2 separate regions of the Mus musculus genome follow, and region 2 is linked to region 1. The links are chromatin loops, found by intact Hi-C in ENCODE. Cell type or tissue: heart. All regions are shown on one strand. Each heading gives the region's core, and the rest is flanking DNA. Links, peaks and the distances in the headings are about the cores only.

Region 1 (8,654 bases), core at 278-8,277:
CGAGCAGTGACTTGACTGTTGTCTACTGATGGTTTGGGGTTGATCAGATGTCCATATGGACAAGATCTCCATTTAGTTCATATTTCCCAGAAATATGAAATCCTACCCTTTGGCCTTCTCCCTGGAAATGGCTTGATTCCCAACAGGGAGCCCTGAAGGCTCACCAGCTGTAAACCCAGATCTACTCAGGCAGCCTGCTGAACTAGAGAAACGCATTACCATGCTAATGATGTCCTATTTAAATTCTAGCCTGATTACTCTGTGATGAAATCGCTTCCCTCCACATTGGTTCCTTTATATCTGAGTTCTAGTATGAAATCAACAGTGTTAATAAAGTACAATACAGATTATCAAGTCATACACAGGAGATGGAGAAACAGCTGTATAAATCTTAAGGTTCTTTTTTTTTTTTTCTAGAAAACAAAACAAAACCTAAAATTGGTTACTGATTTTTTTTTTCTACCTCAGTTTTAAAAAAAATTCAATGCACATTAAATAAAGGCTGCTGGTTCAGGGGCACGGAGGCCACTTTTTCATTTTGCTCCATTCTACTAAGCATTCCTCAGAATTCAAGTGTGTGACTTGAAGTCTCCAAACTAAAGTCTTTTCTCCTCTCCTCCTCACAGGAGTGTCACCATAACAGAAGCCTATGGAGTTAAAGGCAGCAGCCATGAGTGTTGCCCTTTGCCCTTGAGACTGTTGTGTTTCTGCGCCTTTCCCATCACCCCAGTCTGAACATCCAACTCAGGGCTGAGGCGGCTCAGCTGGCAGAGTGTTTGTCCACTGTACACAAAACCCAATGGTCAATTCTAGTACAGCACAAACTAGGTATTAGGAACTGCAGGACCCTAATATGATCCCTAAGGAGGTGGATGCAGAAAGATCAGGAATTCAAGATCACCCTCAACTATACATGGGGTTCAAGACCAGCCTTAACTACAGGAGACCTTGCCTCAAAGACAAAGCAAACCAATAACTATCCAAAGGGGATCACTCTATCATCTTCAGGAAAGTCCCCCTTGTCACCATTCTCAAGGAGATCTGAGGTCTGTACCCACAGTCCAAACCAAGGAAGAAAAAACACTTTACATCACTCTCCTGCCCCCCAAAATGAACACGGGCTGGTGGCCCAAGGCCACCATGCTGGATCCTGGGATACCCCAATAAGACTCAGGCAGCATTTCAGCTCTCAGTGAATGTACAAGCTAGCCAGGGACAGAAGGCACAAGGACATCTCCTCAGTGAGACAGGCTGGTCCATCTCTGGTGACTGTCAATGTTGCTTCCTACCAGTAAGAGCCCTTCGTATGAACAATACTGCTAATTGGTCCTTAAACAAGAAAAGGTTTCCTTCTTCTACAGAAAGAGAATCCTAGAACTTCAAGAGGTACTCAGCTGTCCAGGGTAAGGGCAGCTCCTGTTACCTTTGCAGCTGACTGTCCTCATGTACCAAGGTCAAGTTCAGAACAACAATGATAATAGGAAGTCACATGCAGAACCCTAGAGGGAGCGGTGAATGGACAGCAATGTCCTGGCAGGATCTGACGTCACCTAATAAAGAAGCTAGGAAGAACAAGAGGGCTCACATCCCTGAGCCTAAGAGCTGCTTGTCCATCCCGACACGGCTTTCTCCAGCCACTGTTAGAAATCACATTTTAAAAATGTTTTATATTGGGGTACAGATATAGCTTAGTGGTAAGCACAAGGGCCCGAGTTCAATCCCCAGAGCCCACATAAGAAGCCGGGTGAGATGAGACACTTGTAATCCCAGTGGAGGCAGAGACAGAAGGATCCCCGAGGCTTCTGGTCAACCAGTCTAACCAAATAGGTAAATCCCAGGTTAGGGAAGATCTTAAAACAAAGTTGAGGGTGCCTGAGAAACGGCAACCAAGGTTGACCTCTGACCCTGACCCCCACTCACGTGGGCGTGCAAACCTAAACTCAGATGTTGCTCGTTTCCTAGTTTCCCCTTAAGATATTTTATCTATAGGCTGCATAGATGGTTCAGCAATCAAATACATGTACTGCTTTTACAAAAGGCCTGAGTTCTGTTCTCAGTACCCATACCTGGTGGCTCACAGTGCCTGGAACTTCAGTCCCAGGGGATCCAATGCCCTCTTCTAGCTTCTGGGGGCACTGCATTCAGGGTGTGTATAACCCTCTCCCCCAAATCGCTCACATGATTGTTGGTCTTTTTGTTTTCGTTTTTCCATTTTAAAACCTAAGAAACAGGTATTTGGCTTAAGACTGAAAAGATTATGGAGCACTGTGCCCACGCAGACCCAGACCTGCCTTTCCTGCTCGCTTGAGCTACATTTGACCTTGGACACAGCGTTCCTTCTGAGTTGCTGTTTCCCAAGATCCAAAAGCAGCTGAACCCAGACTATGACTCGGTTTTATTACATTCCAATCCGTGGAAGCTTTAATTCACACAGGAATTTGTTTTCTTTTAGTTTTAATTACGTGGATGCACATATGCCTCTGTATGCATGTACATGTGAGTGCATTACCTGTAGAGGTCAGAAGGGGGTGTCACTCCATGAGAACTGAGGAGCAAGCATGGGTCCTCTGCAAGAATGCTTGCTCTTCCCCATTAAACTATCCCCTGGTCCCTGAAATACATTTTTTATTTCTTCTTACCAACTCTTGGATGGTTCATTTGAGTGATCTAAAGCCACACCTCCTCAGCCTCAGACACAGGCGAGCAAACCCACAGGGAGAGGGTGGCTGACCCAGCATAATACTATCATGAACGGAGCACAAAGATTCCCCAGCGCGAGCCATCTGCAGTTCAGTCGTCTCCTGTAACAATCTCCCGTTCCGCTTGTTTATGTTTTATTCATCATCTTGAAAGTATTTAGTGAAGTAACAATGATGAGATTCACAAATACTGCACAGCGCTTTTTTTTTATATAAAGATATTAATGGCTTTAAGGGCTCACGCACCATTCAAATGAAAACATCGTTGGGTTAGATTTGCTCAAATCTGTTTACATCTCCTTGATTCTTCCATAGAATCCATTCCCCCGTTTTGTGTAAAAACTGAGTGCTTACACTGTGAAACATTTTGGTTTTTCTTATTCATAAGACTTAAAAAAAATCGACTACAAAAGTCTGCTGGAGCTCTACCGTGCTCCGGTCAGTCATGACGAAATGAGCCAGCCTGCAGGGCCTGGGACCCTGGAGCTCCCCCCTCACTGTGCGTGCTCCACACACAGCCTTGGGCTGCATGTGGCAAAACAAACAAATGAATAAATAAAAGATTTGGCCTGTAAGAGAGAGAGGGATGGCTGGGCAGTGGTGGCCCATGCCTTTAATCCCAGCACTTGGGAGGCAGAGGCAGGCAGATCTCTGAGTTCAAGGCCAGCTTGGTCTACAGAGTGAATTCCAGGACAGCCAGGGCTACAGAGAAACCCTGTCTTGAAAAACTTAAAGAGAAAGAGAAGGTAGTTCAGTGGGCAGAAACCCATGCAAGCTCCGTGAGCCGAGTAAAGGTGGACTGAGAAGTGACTCCTGAAGGTTGCCCTCTGACCTCTGCGTGACCAACGCAAAAATAACACGCAAAAAAGAGAGAGACTCTCTGACCCTTTCCTCTCTCTGACTCCCTTTGCTCTCTCTGATCTCTTTCTCCCTCTCTTCCCTTCCCCCTCGTCCCGCTCTCCAAGTGTCCCTGGCCAGCCCCTAATTCTCCTCCCTATCCCACCCCACCCTGTGTCCCTGTCCTCTGTCCCCTCTTTCTCCTCTTTCTCAGCCTCTATTCCCTGCTCACCCCCCCTCCCCATGCCCCCAAACAAACTCTATTTTATACTAAAAGAGGGAGGAGGGGCCCGGGAGTGAGTGGGGCTCTGTGGTTAAAACTGGAGCTGCTCTTACAGAGAACCATGAGTCCTGTTTCTAACTCCCACATGGTAATTGTATCACCGGCTCCAGGGTCATCTGGCACCCTCTTCTGGCTTCCTCAGGTACTACACTAACATGCACAACCCCACCCCCATACATAACTTAAAATAAAAAATTAAATACTTCATAAGGAAAATTTAAAGAGTTAAGGGAAATAATGCTAGGCTCTGAGCTGTTGAGCCAGATGGGGCTTCATTAGCAAGAGAAACCATGATCACTGGCCATCTGATTCAAACAGGGAGGGAACAACAGCTCACACCGTTCAGGAGAACTCTAAAACCTGGGCTGCTCCTCCCAGAGTGGCAGGCCTAGCCCTGACAGCTGGAGGTGTGGTTCCTTGTTTGGACTTTGAACACTGGTCTTCCCTGACGTGGATGTGTGGAATATGCAGGTGGTGTCTGTTAAGTGGAACACAGGGCAAATAGCATTTTGGCCCTTCTGTAGGCCAGTGCCAATGTCACCCGTGTCCTTCTCCTGAGGAAAGAATCAACCCTCAGAGGACACCCCGACAGAAGAGTCACCCCCTGGTCCCTTCTCAGTCCCCCGTTGTCGGCCTGTGGCCTGCATCCTGGAAGACTGAACCAAGGGAAAACCTCTAGCTCAGGATGTGTGCCCGGGGGTGCAAGCTACACAGCCCATGGCATGAACCAACAAATGCAGAGCAGAAAAAGTCAGAGAAAGGCAAAGTAAAAGCTAACAGGTGACCCTACCCCGTTACCCAAGGCTCATGCCAACAATGTCCCCCATGAACTGTCTGGGTGCTCTCTGCCACTGTCACAGCAAGGTGATCTAGCCACAGGATCCAATAATATCAGCACTACATTGCCCTGAGGCTTTGGCTGGGGGCTACTCACTGTGGGCGGCGTCCTGGAGTGCCAGGTCCTGCCTGCACCTGAGGTGATCCTCTTTGACGATGCCCAGCCTTCTGCTGTTCCTGGAGCTGAGTGCCAACAGCCTGCCCAGGAACATCTCTAGCCCTTCCCGCTCTGACGACAAGGCCCAAATCTCCTCCGTGAGCTCCTTGGCTGTGGAGAAGCAGCTTCCTGCAACACAGTGGGGGAGAGAGGAGGGAAGGTTTCGTGTGTGAGCTTTTTAATAATATTTGCATTCTTTGAAAGTTCCATGCATTTATATAATGCGTATTGATCGCTATGTGTCCACCGCGATATCTGTGGACCTCCCTCTAGTACCTACACCGTGTCTTCCTCCCAACTTCATGTCTTTTTATTATTAATAACCCCTGATTAGTGCCGTCCGTATGTGCATGGGTGTGGAGGCCATCCATCAGGCCATGAGCAACCTGCCAGCAGCCATGTCCCCAGAGGAGAATGACTCTCCCTCCCTCAGCAGCCCTCGCCTATCAGACCACCTCCGGTGGGGCGGGAGAGTCTCTTCGGTGCCTCCCCAAACATGCTGGTATTTTCTGTAAATGAATTGTGAGATTCTCGTGTGTGAACACTGGAGACAACGGTATCCTGCTGCATCACCAAGAGGTTGGGTACACCTGGAAAGGATGCCTCTGAGAATAATACAGAGATGTCCAGAGAAAGTCCCAGGTATCACTGCACCCAATACCCAAATGTCCAAGGACAGACACAGCAAGCACGGTGGAAAGGCACTGGCCTGGTAGTTAGACTGCAGATAAATTAAACCCTCCCCCTTATCAAAATTTGAAACATATTTGATAGCTAATCTTTTTTTAAAGATTTATTTATTTATTTTAAGTATATGAGTATACTGTAGCTGTACAGATGGTTGTGAGCCATCATGTAGTTGCTGGGAATTAAACTCAGAACCTCTGCTCACTCTAGCCCCGCTCTCTCTGGCCCAAGGATTTATTTATTATATGTAAGCACACTGTAGCTGTTTTCAGACACACCAGAAGTGGGTGTCATATCTCATGACGGGTGGTTGTGAGTCACCATGTGGTTGTTGGAATTTGAACTCCAGACCTTCAGAAGTGCTCTTAACCGCTGAGCCATCCCTCCAGCGCTTGATGGCTAATCCTAACATAGCTGAGAAGGGGGGACCTCAATTGAGACATTAACTCCATCAGATCAGCCTGTAGGTACGCCTTCAGGAATTTTGTTCTTTGTTAATTGATGTAGGACGACCCAGCTCACTCCTGGTGGTGCCATGCCTGGACAGGTCTGTCGTACCGGGCCAATAACACAGCAAGGCCCTGAAAGCAAGGCAGTGAGCAGTATTCCTCTGTGGTCCCTGCTTCGATTCCTGCCTCCATGTTCCTGCTGGAGCTCCTGCTGTGACTGACTCCCTTCAGTAATGGTCTGTGACCTTTCCTCCCTGAGTCACTTTTGGCCAGTGTTCTTATCTCAGCTACAGAGACTCTAACTAAAACAACAGGAGAATAAATGAGCAAGTTTGGCATAAACGTGTTGTGAAATACGATCGTAATAACACCTGAATTGCAGGTGGCCTCGGGAACCACAGGTGGCTGGGGGTGTAAGAAAGAAAAGCCATAAAACCCTGAATAAAATATACCTAGAGCAAAGAGTAGCGAGGTCAGGTATGAGAATCGGTCGTGTGTCTAAACAGCAGCAGCAGGCCACGATGAGACAATTTCTCTGAAATATAGTTTACAACATATCTTAGGACTAAAAAGTATGTAGGGGTGAGTTTAAAGGACCTTAGGCAGAACTGGAAACTGTTTTCGAAAACACACTGAGAGGAAATAAGGCTTAAATAATTGTGGAGATAAACTATAAATGTCCACTGGAAAACCTGGTACTCCTAGGGTTTCAATTTGTTCCAGATTGATGCATAGATTTAATACAATTCCTATCAAAATTTTATGAGGTCTTTCGGTAGAAGTGAATGGGCACATCCTAAAAATGTAAAAGAAAATGTGAAAACCTAGACAAGCCAGAGCCGTCAAACAGTCTGCATTTAAGACCCCCCAGCAATTGCTTCCATAAATCAAGACAGAGTCATCTGAAAGCAGATAGGCATGCTGGCCAATGGACTGCAACAGAAGTCCAGAAAGTGGGCATGTCCTCCAAGAGCTAACGGAGTGCAAAGCAATGGGCAAGGGAGGTTGCCAAAGCAACTGGTTATCTATGAAGGCACAGTGGGAAGCCTGAGCTACACTTTGGACCACACACAAATCACCTCAGGGCTGATACAAAGTTAGAACTAGGAAGCTACAAGCAGGATAAGGAAGCAAAGTGAACTGGCTCTGGAACAGGCTGAGCCCTGCGGAAGACAGAGCAGGACAATCAAAGAAAACCCCTGATGAATGAGCTTCATCCGGTGACAAGCTTCTTTCTGCTCATCAAAAGAGGATAGGCAGAGAAGCTGGACACCAGGCACCTGCAATCCCAGCTCTTGGAAGCTAGAGGCAGGAAGATCAGGAGTTCAAGGCCAGTTTTGTCTACACAGCAAGTTTTCAGTCAACCTAGACTACATAAGATTGTCAAAAGTAAAGAAATTTTAAAAAGACAAAATGAGAATAAAGGGGAAGGGTAGGTAAGGGGGAGGGAGAGAGGGGAAGGGAGAAAGGGATGAGGGGAGGGAGGAGAGAAGAGGAGAGAGATGGGAGAGAGGAGAGGAGAGGGACAGAGGGAGGGGAGAGGGTGAGAGGCTGAAGAGGGGAGAGGGGAAGGGGAATGAAGGGGAAGGGGAAGGGAGAGAGGAGAGGGGCAGAGGGAGGGGAGAGGGGGAGAGGGGGAGAGTGTGAAGAGGGGAGAGGGGAAGGGGAATGAAGGGGGAGGGGAAGGGAGAGAGGAGAGGGGCAGAGGGAGGGGAGAGGGGGAGAGTGTGAAGAGGGGAGAGGGGAAGGGGAATCAAGGGGGAGGGGAAGGGAGAGAGGAGAGGGGCAGAGGGAGGGGAGAGGGGGAGAGTGTGAAGAGGGGAGAGGGGAAGGGGAATCAAGGGGGAGGGGAAGGGAGAGAGGAGGAGGGAGACAGATTAGAGAGGGGAGGGGGAGAGGGAAGAAAAATCAAGCTGGGACAGATCATCTCCTACAGACAACTGACAAAGGATACAATTTTACAACTCAACAATTAACAGAAATAACAGCATTAAACAGGAACAAAGGCTCCCAGGCCTTTTACAAAGGGCCGTATGCAGATGGACGACACACATTTGAAAATGTGTTAGACAATATCAGTCACTGGGAGTGTAAACAAAAGCCCAGAAGTGGCAGAGGCACATCAACCCATTCAAATGGCACCAAGCAGCTAAACTGAGGCTGAACCAAGGCTGGCAAGCAGGTACAACTCCCTGAACCCTCGAAACGCAAAGCGGTGAACCCCACAGAGAACACTTCGGCCAGCTTGTACTAAAGTTAAACCCACTCCACACTTGGTCCCACAAGTCTCCATTTAGGGGTGTCCCCAGAGGACTGAAGACATCATCCCAAGCACTTACATTTGGCAGCTCCTAGTGACCTTACTCCAGCCTCAGAGAGCAATCCTAGGGAAACTCACTGACTGGTTCACCAAGGGAGGGAGGGAGGAAGGGAGGGAGGGAGGGAGGGAGGGAGGGAGGGAGGGAGGGAGGGAGGGAGGGAGGGAGGGAGGGAGGGAGGGAGGGCAGGCACTGGAAACACTGCTCAATGGATAAGCCCTTTCTGTTCTTACAGAGGACCAAGGTTCAAGTCCCAGCACCCACATGGTGGCTCACAGCCATTTGTAACTCCAGTTCCAGGGGATTGGACACTCTCTTTGTGCCTCTACAGGCACACATGCGGTTCACAAACATACATGTAGGCAACACACACACATATACTGGAAA
Region 2 (8,654 bases), core at 334-8,333, 290 kb before region 1:
AAGCTTTTAAGAACGTTAGATAATAAAAATAGTAACATTCTCATTATGCCTGGTATTTTGAGCACATGATTTCAAAGAATAGAATTTCCTAAGGAATATTGAATTGTTTTTCAGCTAAAACAAATAAACAAAACTACAGAGTGGATGTTTTTGCTGCTGTCTTTTCCTCAAGAGCATGTTTTTCCTCCAAAGAGGCTTTCTTATCTGCCTGGATCTGCCTATAATTAATTCTTTGTTTTAAGTGCAATTGAAAATAGCCAGGATATTTATTCAGAGACTTCGCCTTTGTTGATGCCCTTCCCAGAGCACACAGTCTTCTCCTTACATTGCTCAGCTGCCCTCTCTCTGTTCTCACCTCTGGGGAAGGAACCAACCCAGCACACATCAAGCAGGACTCTCCATTGAGCTTTTTTAAAGTTAGTGTTTTCATTCTTCCTGATTCACTTTCACTTCTGATGGGGATGGGCCCTGAGAATGGTATGTGCTGTAGTCAGAAGTCCTCTGCCTGCAGCCCTGTCACACCAGCTCTTAGCTATGCAGGAAGTGCTGCTCTGGGTGTCCCAGCCATGCCCCAGTACAGTCAGGCCCTGTAGTACTCTGTTATGTTAGAAAGAGGGAGTTCATGTATGTGTCTCACACATGCTCCTGTGTGCATGTTGCTAGAGGCCTCAGGAATGCTAGGCAAGTACCAAGCTGCTTTCCCAGCTTACGTATGCATGCACATGCACACCAATAAATAATAAACCTTTTAAATAAAACTGAAAACTCTCTTTAAGGGCAGCTTACATTGGTTTCATGGTCCTATAGTTAAGGATACAGGATTTGCCTGAGGCTCTGACATCACATTTGATTTGTGGTGTGGAAAATTACCTCCATCTTCTTTCATAAATTGGCTCTTAGAGCCTGTCAGGAAGGAAAGGAGTTAAATGAGCAGTTATGTGCATGTGCACACATCTGTGTGATTTTTTACTATGTAGTGGGCCTCTGTGCAAGTTCTATGAGGGTGACAGACACGGCAAAACTAGCTAATTATAAGGAATCTTACCTCAGTGCTGTGCCTCTCTGAATGAGAAAGTGCCTCATTCATTCATAGATAGATAGATAGGTTGATTGATAGATAGATAGATTAGCTCAGTAATACTCTTACAGGATATCAGTGAGAAATAATTTGAGAACCCATCTGCTTCCTCCTGCAGCCTGAGGGGCCTTCAGGTTAATGGGCACTTCTGGCTGTCCTCAGGTCAGTGATGCCTGCCTGGTTCCACCCTTCACTACAGAGTTGACTGAAGTCTTGTGTGGAGCTGGTGTGTTTGTGTGAATCAAAAGCCACGCCTGCTCTGAAGTCATTTCTGAGCCTCAAGGACAGTCCAGCTGCCTGCCTCCACCCTGCTCCCAGTTGAAAGAAACCAGGGCCACTTTTGGTTTCTTGATGGAGTTGGTGGGGGAAGCTCATTAAGGAATCTCCTGCTGGGCCAGGACCCTTGAGTAAATTCTAGCCCATCTCGGGAGCGACCCGGAGCACCGGGGATGACTCTTCAAATGGAAATGAGCTGAGGAATGGGCTCATTCTGGCTACTGGGCCGGAAGTGCTGCCACTCCCTGGGCTGCCTGATTAAGGTCTTTCTGACTGAGATTACTAAGTAGGTGCAGGGCTTGCCAGGAAGTATGCAGACCTGAGTTTAGATCCCTAGGCCCACAGGAGAGCAGCCCTGGGAGGTTGGAAGCCCAGCGTTCCTCTGGCAAGACGGGAGGCAGAGCTAGGAAGCCCCAGAAGTTCAGGGCCTGCCAGTCTGCTGTGCATCAGCGACCCCCGTTTCAAGGTGGACCGTGAGAATAGACACCCAGGGTTGTCCTGTGACTTTCATATGGGCACCGTGGCCCACATGCATCCACCCACCCACATTTACACACACAAAGTTGTTGGGTTTTGGTTTTGTTCTATTTAAAGATCTTTTTCTGTTTTTCAAAGATCAGGCCCCACCCCTAACCCTCGCATTCAGTCAGTGACATTTTAGGGGAAAGGCATCCTTCAAAGGCCGCTGTCTGAGAAGTAATGACTCTCCAGAGCCATGCATGACTTGCCACACATTGCGAATTTAGTAAATATGTCCAATAAAAATGGAAATGAAACTCCAGGCTGTACATCTGGCTCCTGTGATTCTTTGTGCTTTGTTGACAAGGGTCCACATTTCCATGTGACACAGGGCAGCAGAGATTTCCATGGGTTATCTAGAGCCAAACTGATTGTTCTCACAGTGTTCTATAAAATTAAAGCTTCGTGCACCATGCCTTTGTCTGTCGCCTGACTCCCTGAAGTACAGGAAGAGGGAAGAATGGGAAATGAGAAACAGGAAGAAAATTCTGTTTTAACAGCTTGTGTGTGTGTGTGTGTGTGTGTGTGTGTGTGTGCGCGCACACACACACACACACACACACACACACACACGAGAGAGAGAGAAAGAGAGAGAGAGAGAGAGAGAGGACTCAAATGAGATTTTAGATTACAGTTCTAATTTGTTTTATTTGTATAGATAGTAAAATGGCTATTGTATCTATTCCTGTCTTACCAACCCTCTAATGAGTCCTGGTGTGAAATGTTGAAACTGTTCAGGACTTGAAGCTCTAGCGGCCACCCAGCCACCTGACACATGCTCAGTCCTGCCATGCCTGCCATGCCTGCCAGTGCAGTGATTACCTGCGCTCTAAGCGTGGTAAGCCCATAATCCCAGAGCCATTGCCGGGTTGCGTGTTTTCATCACTCTCTCATTCTCTTTCTCTGGCATCCATTTGTTTATTCCTTAATTCTCTGTTCACTTGTCCATCCATGCAGTTGTCTGTTGGTTGGTTCAATTCATTCCACTAGAATTCCCAACAACTCAATGGCAGAAATTGCCAATCACTTGCATTGTTGACAAGTCAGCCTCGTCTCCACTCTGTTGGGTCCCTTTAGTCTGCCCGGTGTTATTACACAGTTTTTCTTGTGAGTGATTTGTTAACTGAAGCAGTACCCCTTTCCCTGATAACAAAGATTGTGCAGCAGTTTGTAAGACCATCACCCTCCTGTTGGCCAGTTCCATCTTACAGTTTACATAGATGCTGTTACTGCTCGATAACAGGAGTGCAGGGGCAACATGGCAGCCATCCCATGCCAGCCAGGTTGGTTACCTGTGGCCTAGATGGTGGACAACTAGGTGTGGCCTTCTTAGATAACCTTTCGTTATCTGTAGATACCAGGAACCGTTGTATCACATACAAGTGTTACAATGCAGAAAACATTTTTTTCTGCTCTTGAGTTTTCTGAGAAAACTCTGAGAAATGGTGACTTCCTTGGTCCCTCACAACCGCACATGACACACAGAATATGTGATATGTGCTGCATGAGGTGAGGCACTGGGTTCCCAGGAGCACCTGTGAACAATTAACTAAGTGGTGACAATACCCATGTGGTCAGGTGTCACCATCAAATATCTGATCATAGGCTACAGCTACTACAGCTCAACACAGTTGTTCAATTCATATTTATTTATGTATGCTTGTGTGTGTGTGTGTGTGTGTGTGTGTGTGTGTGTGTGTGTGTGTGATGTAGCCATACATGATATCGTGCATGTGGAGCTGGCTTTGAAACCTTTACTTGGCTTTCAGGGCTCAAACTCAGACCTCCAGGTTTGCACAGCAGGCATCTTTAACCACTGAGCCGTCTCTCCAACCTCCAGGAAAAAAGAAAAAGAAAAAAGTGTGTGTGTGTGTGTGTGTGTGTGTGTGTAAATCCCAGAACCCTATAAACTTAGAAACTCTCATGGTCAAGAACTTTATAAGGCCTTTGCGGTTTCCTCTGTTTTGTAGAAACCGAAAGCAAGGTTGCCTATCTGTGAAGTGCTGTGCTGCATTCTGAGGCAGTGGCTCTTATGTACCTGTACCCCAGATCCATCTTCTTTATGCTTCTTGCTTGCTGCCCAGTGCAGGCTTCCTTCAGAAGACTTCTGTCCACAGAGTTCTGCTGGCATATCAAGAGTCTTTATGTTTTGTATGATCCAGTCTAGACTGCTTTCTGACGCTATGATAGTTTCAGAGTCTAAAGTAATTGTCAACATCACATACTAGCAGGTGAGAATTTTAGGCCCAAGTCCAAATTCACTCTTCAGTGGGAAGTTTGATGGGTGCTGAGTGTCTAACTAGGAATAGAAGAGACTCTAGCACCTAACTGGTCCAGGATGGCCATCTTGAGAGAAGCTGTGGATAAAGGGACCCTACTTCAGATCCAAGAGTCCAGCTTGGCCAGAGATGACTCTGTTTCAAGTGCTTTTATTATGGAGGGCAAACAGACTCTGCTAGGAAGAAGGGGTGCTGTAAGAAGGCCTGTGCAGGTGATACAGAGGCCTTCCTGAATCTCTGAAGTCATGCTGTGCATGGGCAGTTGGTGTAGGTGTTTGTCACCCATGATTGGCAGTAGACATTACCTCTTTGTTAGATGTGGTACAAAGCTAGGAAGTGGGGGTCACAGTAGAGCCAAGAAGTCTTCTATAGGGTAACGTTAACATTGCCAATTCGACAGAATGTGGAGTTACCTGGGAGACAAACCTAGAAGCTTCTGGGGATTGCTTTGTTCAGGTATTTTGTCAATAGTGAGGAAAAACACATGGGAGATGGGAGCCCAGTGTTAGGGAGCAGGAGAGTCAACAGGCACTCCGTACAGGCTGAAACTATCCCAAAGTCCTCGTGCTGAGTTCAGAGGTCAGAATTGCTTTTCAGGGTACAGCACCAAAATATAGGGTGCTCTAAAGTTTCAGTCCAAGCAACTCTCAGCCCCCTGCAGACTCCTACTCTATCCAGTGCATCACTGGTGACCCTGGCCTGCAACGCATTCGCTCTCAGGTTATGTGGTGAAGAGATTACAGCCAGAGAAGTCACTGGAGAGAGGGGAGATGTTAAAATCAACTTTATTTTTAACCTAGAAGCTAGATTTCTATTGATCTCTACCTAGGCTAGAAATTGAATCCTGAAGTTGATGATGTCTGTGAGTGTTGTGGAGCAAAGAGGAAATTGGTGTGCTGATAAACTAGTGATCACTTCCACGGCCTACACCAACGTGTTTTAGCTTCTCACTGACAAGAAAGCTCACGATGTGTCTAATGCTGGCAGTGTGCTCCTGCACGGTGACTCGGTCCTCTGGGTGGAAAGGAAGCCACTGTGTACTGGAGCTGTCTGAACAAATGTGTCTTTGCCTGACAGAGGTTTCACTTACACATAAGAGTAGTAGAGCTCCTCCCACCCCTTAACAAATGTCATTTTCTGACAGGTCTTTCTGACATGTTTGGGCCATCTGCAGTAGTCTAAGAGTAGTTATCCAGGGTCCCAGGATGTCCCCAGAGTCCACTGTGAGAGCCACGTAAGCTCTGCTTTCTGTCTCTATGGCAGAACACCTGATCAGTGCAGCTTAAGGGAGGAGGGGTTGCCTTGGCTCTCGGTCTGAGGAGTTACAGCAGGAGCACTCTAGGACTCCTCACATCTCAGAATAGAAGCAGAGGCAGGCAGGAAGTGGAGTCTGGGCCTTAACCTCAAGGCCTGTCTACCAGAGATCCATTTCCTCCTATTAGGCCTCACTGCCCAAAACAACACCATCACCTGGAGACTGCGTGTTCAAACACACAAACTTACGTGGGTGGTTCACATCCAAACCAAGCAGGGATGGTGAAGTCAAGGCTCAGGCAGGTCCGCCTCTGCACAGGGGTCTCTGAGGGCTACCCTGCAATTCTTCTGTATATGCATTCTCTGACGATTCCCTTGGACCTGTGGAACAGAGGTAAGGTTGAGCAGGTCTGGTAACTTCCATTACAGTCTATGTAGTTTGACATATTAGTCACGGGAGTCAAGAAAAGTCTTGCTCATTAGAGTTAGTGCTATGAAAGTGTCACTTAATAGCAGTTACATGTGTGTGCACATGTATGTGTTCACATGCGTGCCAGTAAACATGTAAATGTGGATGCACACGTGTGTAGAAACCAGAGGTCAACATCAGGTCTCTCCCGCAGTGTTCTTTGCCCTGTTTTTTGAGTCAGCGTCTGTCAGGGAACCTGCTGTGATTTGCTAGAGTAGCTGGTTAGTCAGCCTTGGGGTCACAGGTCTCCACCTCCCCTGCATTGAGACCTCAAATTCGTGCCACCTCCGGGATTTGGGGTAGGTTTAAGGGATTGAACTTGGCTCCTATGCTTGCACAGTGTGAGCACCTCAGTGACTGAGCTTCATTTGCAGCCTGAGAGAACAGGTAGCTCTTGTGGCAGAAGACTGTACATCTATCCCTCCCTCCCTCCCTCCCTCCCTCCCTCCCTCCCTCCCTCCCTTTTGCATTTGAAAAAGCCTCTTGCATAGGACTTTGAGATGTTTGGAGAGACTTAGTTCTGCTGTTCCTCACTCTGCCTTATGCACAACACTCCCCTCAAATACGAGGTGTGAGTGCGCATTTATGTAAGTTCTTTCTTCCGAGATTCAAGTTAAATTGAGGTGTGCTGTTGGCAGCTAGAGTCCACAGGTGTGAATTAAGTAGAGCACCCTAGTCTCAGCCATCCGCCCTCCCTTTGCAAGCGCAGGCCTTAGAAGTGTGGGCAGAGCCTTAGAGACTAGAGACGCACAGCCTGGGCTCCCCTGCACCGGGGGACCGCTCTCTGGAAGTGACAGCAGACACAGGTGTGGCCCTCCTACTGTAATGTCCCATTTCGTGACTTCCAGTTAGATCACTGGCCGTGTGGATGAATCTGCGGTCCCAGCGGGTGTTGAATCTGGATACAGAGCAGAATACTCATGAACTTAAGCTCTTTGGTAAATGTTTCCTCAAATTCCGTTTGCAATAAAACATCACAATCCAGGCAAATCTCAACTTAAATATTGACTGTCAAACTCAGAAAATCCAGAGAAATATAGGCTAGCTTATGAAGCAAGTTTGGCTTTGGTGGAAGGGAATGAAGTTAGAAGGTGAGGAATGGGGTGTGTGGTGGTCAGAGCCTCCTCTGAAGACAGCCTGTGCCTGTCTCATGGAGGCTTTTCTCCTGCTGCTCCCCAAGGGCGGCACTGACGCATCCTCAGGGTTGTGAGATACAAACCAGACTGCTCTGTTGGCCGGTTCTCTCTTCATGGTTGGAGCCATTGGGAATTATTTTAATCAGAAACCTTCCAGCATGGCTGCAGAGAGCAGCGCTCCGGCCGGCCCTCCACCCCGGTCTCCTGCCATGTCCAGATCATGCCTTTGACCCGGGATCTGATTGCACAGGGTGTATGTAGGTGGCTGTTTGTCTGTCTGTGCTTCGTGCCCTGTGGGCCTTCAAATCTGGTTTTCATGTCTTCTGGTTCTGATATTTTGGTAGTGTTTCTTATTAATTTTCTACCTTAACACACACACCCTTCTTTTTGGTGAAAGATGGGTGTTTTGTCTCTAAGTTCTTCGGAAGAGTACCTCAGTTTGCCATTCTACTGACTGGCTAGATATTTTTTCTAGACTTTAAGATCTAGTTATAATGTCTGTCAGTATCAGAGCCTTGGCTGCTCAGGGAGCTTCACTATAAGGACTGAGACATCCATTGCCTTTATGGTGGGAGTGGTCCTTGTTCAGTCTTTGGGGACAGGCTGAACTTACAGAAAGAACTGTGAGGCTAAGTCTCATCTTTCTCCACTTCCTACCTACTCAGTGTCACTGGCCTAAGTACCTGTCTTTCTGCAGAGCACTGAAGAGCCCTGCTTTCTAGGACCCTCTGTTTGCTCCCTGCCTGCTGGACCTCAGGGCCTAGCGTTGAACTTCTCATGGACTCTGCATTCACTGTGTCGGTGGGTCATGCTGGCATCTCTGACTGAGCCTCTGTGGGCTGTCAGGGCATGGTAACGTTGTTCCCTCTGTGTGTCCTGGTGACGTTCCCTCTGTGCGTCCTGGGGGCTGCTAAGCTCCTGCTGCTCCTCTGCAATGTTTCTGAAAGGGACTGGCAAGCCTTACTCCGGCATCTGCTAACGGGTGGATGTTCTTGGAGCAGCTCTTTTAAAGGGTGGCTAGGAGACAGTTTTTCACGTTGAGTGTCTGAGGGCACTGCCTTCAGAGGCTGACTGCTGAGCCAGCATGGCCAGTTGGGTGGTTGACACTGATGCCTGGGCCCTGGTGAACAATGTCTTGTGTCCGTGTCCAGCTCTGTGAACAATATTTGCAGCACTTGGGTCTGGCCATGACCTTGCCGTTTAATAGTGAGCAGGGTTGCAGCATCTCTGGGCTTTGATATCTCGTGACAGTAGGCAGAAGTTGGAGGAATACAGAAGGGCTTTGAAAACAACTAAGAATAACCCACAGCATCCAAAGGGCCGTGGTCCCTCCCACTGTGCAGCACTTCCCAACCCAACCAGCCTATGGTGTGTTGGCAGGCAGGAGAAAGCTACAATTGGATCTTTTAGAATCTCCGTCTGACTGTTGGCCAGACAGCAGCTGAACGGTTTTGAGCATCTAGGGAAGGATGCCTTAGAGCACATGTAAGGTGCCATCCTGTTAGGCCCCAGGAAGCACAGGTGCACGTGCAGGAGAGTCTGCTCCGCCATGAGCAGGCCTTGCCTGAGCCCTCCATCTGCTCAGCCACGAGCAGGCCTTGCCTGGGTCCTCCAAGAAGCTATAGTCTCACCGCCTCTTCTTG

Evidence for each region. Peaks named below come from ENCODE experiments on the same cell type or tissue, not always from the same donor. Only the 100,000 strongest peaks of a DNase experiment are listed, where the experiment ranks them.
Region 2: a loop joins it to region 1, with 2.1 times the contacts of the local background. A loop is called at or near these places in 1 of 42 quality-filtered maps.

What each region holds. Positions count from the first base shown.
Region 1 is chr8:125,161,281-125,169,934 of GRCm38, reverse strand. It overlaps Disc1 (disrupted in schizophrenia 1), which reads right to left. Exons shown (of 13, transcript NM_174854.2): 9 at 4,754-4,942. Among named protein-coding and RNA genes, the nearest start is that of Disc1, 110 kb to the right of the region's middle. In heart, for the core only: CTCF peaks have their summits at 2,524 (motif pointing right) and 3,953 (motif pointing left); a DNase peak (open chromatin) is centred at 3,914; H3K27ac peaks cover 2,690 bases.
Region 2 is chr8:125,453,568-125,462,221 of GRCm38, reverse strand. All of the region lies in intron 10 of Sipa1l2 (signal-induced proliferation-associated 1 like 2), which reads left to right. Among named protein-coding and RNA genes, the nearest start is that of 4930566D17Rik, 64 kb to the left of the region's middle. In heart, for the core only: a CTCF peak has its summit at 613; a DNase peak (open chromatin) is centred at 531; H3K27ac peaks cover 1,717 bases.